3 separate regions of the Homo sapiens genome follow, and all the other regions are linked to region 1. A link is an interaction called in ENCODE POLR2A ChIA-PET data of the cell type or tissue named here. Cell type or tissue: CD4-positive, alpha-beta T cell. All regions are shown on one strand.

Region 1 (2,500 bases):
CGAAAAAAAAAAAAAAATGCCAGGCATAGTGGTGTGTGTCTTCAGCCCTAGCTATTAATACTTGGAATGCTGAGGCCAGAGAATCACTTGAGCCCAGGAGGTTGAGGCTGCGGTGAGCTGAGGTCGCACCACTGCACTCCAGCCTGGGTGACAAAGTGAGACCCTGTCTCAAAAAAAAAAAAAAAGTAGAAATAATACAGCAAATTCTTATATACTTTGCCTGTTTGACTAATTGTTTATGTTAGAAAAACTTTTTAAAATTTTAATACATTGTTTCAGAGAAATGTGGTAAAAAGGGTCTGAAAATTTTGGATCCTTTAAAATATGACATTTGTGTGAGTGGTACAGAATTTTAGTTTTGAATTTTACAGTTTTATATAAAATATTCTTGGTAGATGGGGTGAACTAATGTTTATTGAGTATTTCCTGGTTTCCAGATGTTGTGTTAGGATACTTTGCAAAATATTTCATGTAATCCAATTTCATGAAGAAGATTGTTATTCCTATTTTAGAGAAGAAGCAACAGACAGAGGTTATTTGCTCAGGATTGTAAGGGAGCAGAGCCAAGTTTTCAGAAAGTCTTTATGTTACCAAAGCCCACATCCCTTTCTCTACAAAGCTGCCTGTGAGATGATATATTGGAAGGAATTGATGAATACATTTATGTTGTCAAGAAGTTGATAATTACTCCTAAATTGGCTATGGTCTAATGTAGTGGATATTCAATAAAATTATGATGTTTGAATGCCATAAGAATTTATCTTCTGGCCTGTTTTGGGGGTTCATGAATGTAATTATTTTAGCTGCCTAACTGCTTATGTGGGTTTGTATGTACTTTTGAGTGGTTCTTGGATATGTGTACACACATACATACACACACACAGATATACACATACACACCTTTATATGCTCATGGGTGTAACTTCTTTATGTGTCTAGGTGTCTTTTTTTTGTGGAGGGGGGGCGAAGATCAATATGAATCCTATTTTGGCCCCCTGGATGCTGTCACCAGAAATAACAGCCATATCCCATATATAGCCTGTCCATGTAGCCCTGAGTTCTGCCAGCACCTGGCTTTTTGCCTTCCTTTTGTTTGTCATACCAGGCTCTCTTGGTCACCTTGGTAGCCTTGCTAAGCTTCTTGTAGCTATAGGTACCATTGGCTTAGCCCAGAAGAGATTCCTGCCATATGTACTTCAGAGTTTGGTTTGCCACTTGAGGAAGGGGTCTGTAGGGAGCTTGTAGATCAGCACACATTCAAAACTGAAACCGGAAGTGGGCAAGGCAAACCACAGGAAGATCCTGCCCGCAACTTGGTGACGTATCTATATAACCCATAGACACTTCCTGGCAATACCTTGTGAAACTTGCCTTTTCGTGTATAGTAGTTTCCTAACTTCTTGTTCTAGATTAAGCTTCAGTGAAAAGTGATTAATATGATAGCAGTGTAGATAACTGTATGATAGTTATTGTGCACATGACTTCCATGCAGCAACTAGCCCCGATTATGTTCTGTAGACTTTATCACTGAGGAGTTGCAGTGGTATTTATGCGTTTACTTTGACTTTGTCTTGTCACTAGCCATTGTCTTACTTATGTGTAATTGTACTTATATATAGTTCAGGTTTTATACCCACAAAAACCCTTGTGATATAATACCACTATACAGGATTGCCTTATTTATGTGGAATTGTACTTATATATAGTTCAGGTTTTATAGCCACACACACACACACGAAAAAACAGTTCTTTGCTTCACTGAGTCTCGGCTAGCCACCCAAACTGTGTCATATTCCTAGAGTCCTGTGCCCACTCAAGTGTTTGCTCACTGGTACTACCTCATTTTATCATAGTGCCTTGTTCTTAGGCAGAACCAGATTTCTGGTAGGAGTTATTTAATGTGTTGATTTTTTTTTTGAGACGGAGTCTCCCTCTGTCACCAGGCTGGAGTGCAGTGGTGCGATCTCAGCTCACTGCAACCTCCACCTCCCAGGTTCGACAATTCTCCTGCCTCAGCCTCCCGATTAGCTGGGACTGCAGGTGCACGCCACCACATCCAGCTAATTTTTGTGTTTTTAGTAGAGGCGGCATTTCGCCATGTTAGCCAGGATGGTCTCGATCTCCTGACCCGCCCACCTCGGCCTCCCAAAGTGCTGGGATTACAGGCATGAGCCACCGTGCCTGGCCAATGTGTTGTTTTTTTAAAGATTACCAATCGAGTGGGATTATAGACTCTTGGATTATTTTACAGATACAAGTCATTTGCCAGGAGTGAGGAAAATTGCTTGACAACTGAGTTATCTCACCATGTTAATTTATGCATTGGAAAACTCTGCTTAGTGGTAGATATTCCAGCAGTCACCATATGCCTATTGGTACTATTTCTCATTCTCTGTCTGATTAATGTCACAAATGTGTAACTTTCCAGTGGTGTTTTCAAGATGACAGTTAAGGAGCCACTAAGGAAGGAAATAACAGCTACATAACTTTTTTCTTTTCA
Region 2 (2,500 bases), 54 kb after region 1:
TCTTATTCTGAACTGTTTATAATATTTTCTTACCTTTGTAAATTTTAGATACTATATTGTAAATGCTTTATATGTCACATATAAATAAAATATCAAATTCCTTATTGAGGTTATTTTCAACATTTGTTTTCTGCCCATCCATGATTTATGATATGAAATTGCTTACTTACAGATTGGAAGAACAGTGCTATGCTAGGTAATTAGAAAAATAATATTTCCAAATATATGTAATGAATAACCTATATTTAATAATATTACTTAAGTTTTGCAGAAAACTCAATTTTTAACTGTTTTATATTTAAAAATTAAGAGTACTGATGATTTCTGTAGGGTGCACTTCTGGTTTATGGGCATCCGTGTTTTGGTTTGTGGGTATTCTTATCGTTTCATAAGTTTTTTATAAGTCAGTACTGCATTTTCCTCTGCTTTTTTTTATACCTCATAAAATAGAAAATTGGATTTCTGTCATTAAGGTTTCTCATAATTGGTGTTTATGTGAGATAAATGTGGTATTACAAGGACAGTAATATTGTATTTGGGGGCACAGTGGGAATGTAGAAGGGCACTGGACTTCAGTAACAAAATTAAAAAGTAGAAGTTGAGTCTTGGCCAGCTTCTTACAAGTTACGCTACCTCTTTGAGCCTTACCTTGTAACTTCCTCACATAACCTGTGAGCCTTACTTCTTTTAAATGGCATAATTCTCTTCTCAAAGGCAGTTGTGAGAATTAGGTGCATTTTGTGAAAGTGCATAGTAAACTGCAAATGCCGTGTCAGATATCATTTTGAGGTTTAGCCTGAGAAGGGTAAGTTTTAAGCAGTATGTACAGTGGGAAAATCTGACTGTACCTCAACCCAACATTAAAACCCAGAATTATCTTGGCTTGTGTTTTCTTTGGCTAGTTTCAAAATTTCTTTCTTTATTTTTTTATGCTCAGCTATAATAGAAATGAGTCGTATTATCATTTCTGTCTTTACTCTGCAGTATACCAATAGCACTTCACTCACATCTGTGACCTGTGGGTTGTGGAGAGAAATAAGGATGTACTCAACAGCTTGCATCTTTCAACAAAGAATACTTTTCAGCAACACTCATGAGTTTCTCTTAGGCATTAGAAAATGCAGACCCTTAGACATTAAACTAAACTCATAAACTCAGTAATATTTAGTGAGAAAATTGGAGGAACAAATCACTAAAGTTAGATTCTGTGTTCTCTGTAAATGCCAACAACTGTGAGCCATGGAGTAGATTAGATGACCTTGGTTTTTATGGTCTAAAACATTTTCTACAGAATGGTGCTTACTGAGGAGCTGTTTACTGAGAATTGGAATAAAAGGCTGCAGAATTGTGTGAAGCTTGCCCTATATTTATGAATCAGATTTTTAAGTGGAAGCTGCAGTTGTTTCCTTGTTTGTCATTCATGCTTTAGCAGAGGATATGATGCCATAGAGCTGGCTTGGTTTGTAGCTTCTCATTTAGGGTTTGCACCACTTTCTTTTCCTTTTTAGAGGCCACAGCAGTTTTGATGTATTATCAAACCGCAAAATGTACCTTGTTGGGTATTTAGCAGAAGGAAATGTGTTGACTGTTACACATCCCTTATCTACAGTGCTTGAGACTGTTTTGAATTTCTTATTCTTATTTTTTTTTTGAGTATTTGCATTATATATACTTGCCCATTAAGCATCCCAAATCCAAAAAGCCCAAATTTGAAATGCTGCAGTGAGCATTTCCTTGGAGCATCATGTCAGTGCTCAGAAAGTTTTGAATTTTGGAGGACTTTGGATTTTTGAATTTGGAATGCTCAGTCTGTGTTTGATAGTTTCATTAGTGATTGTGGCATTCCTGTTTAGTCTCATTTTGAAAATACAGCATAAATTTAAAAATGCATACATACATATGTCCATACATATTACTACCTATTCCATATAGGTAGTATATAGCCATACAACTGCAGACACATGGAAAACAATTCTTAACCTTTTGAATGTATTAGTTTGTGTTTAAAGATAATGTTTTATCTTGTTTAACTGGAATCTAATATGTTAAATCTCTTTTATTCTACCTTAGCATCAAGGCATGCCATGGGTTGCCTCTCATAAATGGCCAAAGCTGTGACCCTTATGCAACAGTTTCTCTAGTGGGCCCTTCTAGGTAATATTTATTGAATTATTATTAGGTTTTAAAGTTTTGATGTTTGATTTAAAAATTTAAAAAGTAAGATTCTACGAGCAAATGATAAATAGCTATTTATAACACACAGTAATAAATGCTTTGAAAGAAAAATCTTTAGTGAGTTCTATTATACACTTGTCAATAACAAAGCCCTCTTTTTACAGACAGAAATTGGTACCCCATTTTAAATCTGCCATGCTCTTAGGCTTTAAGGAACAACTTCAGTTTTATACTAGTACAATGTAGTACTTTAAAACATAAACTTGACTTTTCATGCATCAGCATTCCTACTTTTCAAATATCCTGAATTTTATGCATGTAAAAT
Region 3 (2,500 bases), 60 kb after region 1:
GGCTTGTGTAAGGAAATAATGGAAACTAAGATTAGAAAGGTAGAGTAAGACCAGCTGATGAAAGGCCTTGAGTGCCTAGTTATGGTGCTTAAGTAAATGATTTTGAGCCTATAAGTTATGAGTAAAACAGTGTTTGGGAAGGAATTAACTATGATCTGAGGTCCAGGTGGCTTAGGGAGAAAGAACAAAGCTGGGGAGACTGTTGTACTTTAGGTGTAAGAAAAATGGGGAGGGGATGGGGTATCTTTCAAGAGAGTGCTATGGAAATAGAGAGGAAGAGGCAGATAAAAGAGAGAATGCAAAGGGCAAGGTAACAAATTGGTTATAGAAAAAAAGAGAAAGGAAGTAGTTGAATGCTGCCCCCAAGGTTCCAAATCTGGAAAAATAGAAGAGTAGGGAAGAAGGAAAATAAAAGTGGCTTAGTTTGGAGCATAATTAGCTTGAGGGCTGACATTTTAAATCCTCCAGTAGGGAGTTTATGACTGAAACTTAATATGAGTGATAGTTATTGACCAACACTCAAGGTTTGTTTATATAAACAGCCAAGAAAGCCAAGAGAATAGAGGTATACAATACAGGAGAAAAGTGAAGAAACTAATTTCTGCGACTCAAGTATTTAACTTTCAGCATGTCATTTAATTTCTGTACTTCAGCTTCCTCATTTTTAAGTGAGGGTAATAAATCTAGCCCTGTCCGCCTCTGAGCAGCGTTCTGATGAACAAAGGAGATAATGCATGTGAAAGCACTTTGTAGATTGTACAGCACTGTGCAGCTCCAAGTTGTTTTTAGTGCAAAATAAAACATAAAATTTTGAAGAATAATTTATCTATAGATTCTGAAAAAGAAACAAAGACAGCAGCATAAGGTTGCCAAGGTAGTGCCCAGGTAAATTCTATAGAGTGTTTCTGGGAAAGGAGATACAGTTGTATGATCACTAAATTAAATAGGAGATCAAGGGAGGTAAGAACTGAGAATTTATCGTCAGATGTGGTGATGAAGAGAGATTTTAGGAGAGTGATCTGTGAGGAAGCCAAGATTATAAGGAGTTACTATAGTGAGTGGGTGGTGAGGAAGTACAAGCTGTAAGGATGGATTGCAGTTTTCAGATTTGTCTAAGAAAGGAAAGAGATAGGAAGACCATAATTTAAGGGGAGAATTTTTCTTAGACTTGAGTGAGATGAACAAGCTGGTATTATTTTGATTTTTTTTTTACACTACCTTATTCTTTTCTGCTACTTCCATAGTTGCTTTTATATTCAGCTATTGAGTAAAATATTACTTGGACATTTTCCTCTGCTTTTATCCACAATTGAATATTTTGCAGATGATCATTTTTAAGCTGTAGGAAAAATGTATTTTTTTAAAAAAAATTTTTACTAAAATATTTTGTTTACAGGTAACCAGATCCAGTAGTTACACCAGAAAGTCCCAGTTCCAGGTAGAAGAGGAGGACATTGAAAAGCTAGAAATCAGGTATGTGCCTTGGGGTTTTACAGAATTGCTTTTTTGTATACCAAAAGAAAATCCTAGATTCAACCAAAAAAAGTAAACCAACTTTAATAGAATTCTCTATAGCAAGTTGGTTGATGAAACTTAGAGGAATATGCAACTAATTTAAATCCAGATTATCTTTCCAAAGTCTGATTTGTTTGCAGAAATAGTCAAAGTGTATTAATTTTATAAACAAAGATGATCTAATTTTCATCTGTTTTATTGTATTGATTTTTAATTTTTCCCAAATTGTTCCTTACATTTCTGGATTATAGTGTAATGGATGGAAAGGAAGTTATATCTCAGCCAATTTAGAAATTTTTTTTTATTCTTCTTAACATATCTGCTGTCTAACAGAAATTTCAGTGAGGTAAGAAGATAATTCAACAGGTGCATGTGTTTGAAGTTTGTGCTGTTTCCTGGGTCTTAAATATCTATGCCCTTTGCGAAGGAAAAATCTTATAAATGCATGTGTAGGTGTGATGTTAACAGTGTGTTCATCTAGATGGTATATTAATCATGTGTTTGGAGTGATCAGGTAATGTATTTTTCTAATTTTTCTATATATATATTAATTGGTGGTAATCTAGAGAGAAACTGTAGTCTTATTGTAGTTTCTTTCTGTAGTCCTTATTGCTATAGGTTAAAATAAAGCCTCGACTTTCAAACTAAGACAGTTTAAGTGCCTTCTTTCAGACTATTTAAAATTACTTTCTGTGCTTTTTAAATAAAAGCTGCTGTAGTATTTTGCTTCTCTAGTCTGGATAGTGAGGTATGTATATGGTGTTGCTAACATCTTTTAAGCATGTAAAATTAATGCTGTAATACAGATCAAAGTAATTTGAAGCTGTTTTGTGGTGTGAACTCTCTTAAACATTGTTTGCAAAACATAAAGCCAGTTTTCAATTTTCAGGATCGACTTGTGGAACAATGGAAACCTAGTCCAAGATGTTTTCCTAGGTGAGATTAAGGTTCCTGTGAACGTATTAAGAACTGATTCCTCTCATCA

What was found. ChIA-PET counts read pairs that join two places held together with the same protein. Peaks named below come from ENCODE experiments on the same cell type or tissue, not always from the same donor. Only the 100,000 strongest peaks of a DNase experiment are listed, where the experiment ranks them.
Region 2: POLR2A ChIA-PET joins it to region 1 with 28 read pairs; 14 of 35 experiments call an interaction of 5 or more read pairs at or near these places.
Region 3: POLR2A ChIA-PET joins it to region 1 with 15 read pairs; 14 of 35 experiments call an interaction of 5 or more read pairs at or near these places.

The regions. Positions count from the first base shown.
Region 1 is chr3:141,497,702-141,500,201 of GRCh38, forward strand. The region is part of intron 1 of RASA2 (RAS p21 protein activator 2); the gene reads left to right. Among named protein-coding and RNA genes, the nearest start is that of RASA2, 12 kb to the left of the region's middle. In CD4-positive, alpha-beta T cell, no CTCF peak of the experiment used is centred here; DNase peaks (open chromatin) are centred at 1,300 and 1,740; H3K4me3 peaks cover 1,582 bases; H3K27ac peaks cover 2,435 bases.
Region 2 is chr3:141,551,787-141,554,286 of GRCh38, forward strand. It overlaps RASA2 (RAS p21 protein activator 2), which reads left to right. Exons shown (of 24, transcript NM_006506.5): 6 at 2,071-2,154. Among named protein-coding and RNA genes, the nearest start is that of RASA2-IT1, 28 kb to the left of the region's middle. In CD4-positive, alpha-beta T cell, no CTCF peak of the experiment used is centred here; a DNase peak (open chromatin) is centred at 1,495; H3K27ac peaks cover 634 bases.
Region 3 is chr3:141,557,490-141,559,989 of GRCh38, forward strand. RASA2 (RAS p21 protein activator 2) reads left to right here. Exons shown (of 24, transcript NM_006506.5): 8 at 1,397-1,473; 9 at 2,405-2,500. Among named protein-coding and RNA genes, the nearest start is that of RASA2-IT1, 34 kb to the left of the region's middle. In CD4-positive, alpha-beta T cell, no CTCF peak of the experiment used is centred here; no DNase peak of the experiment used is centred here.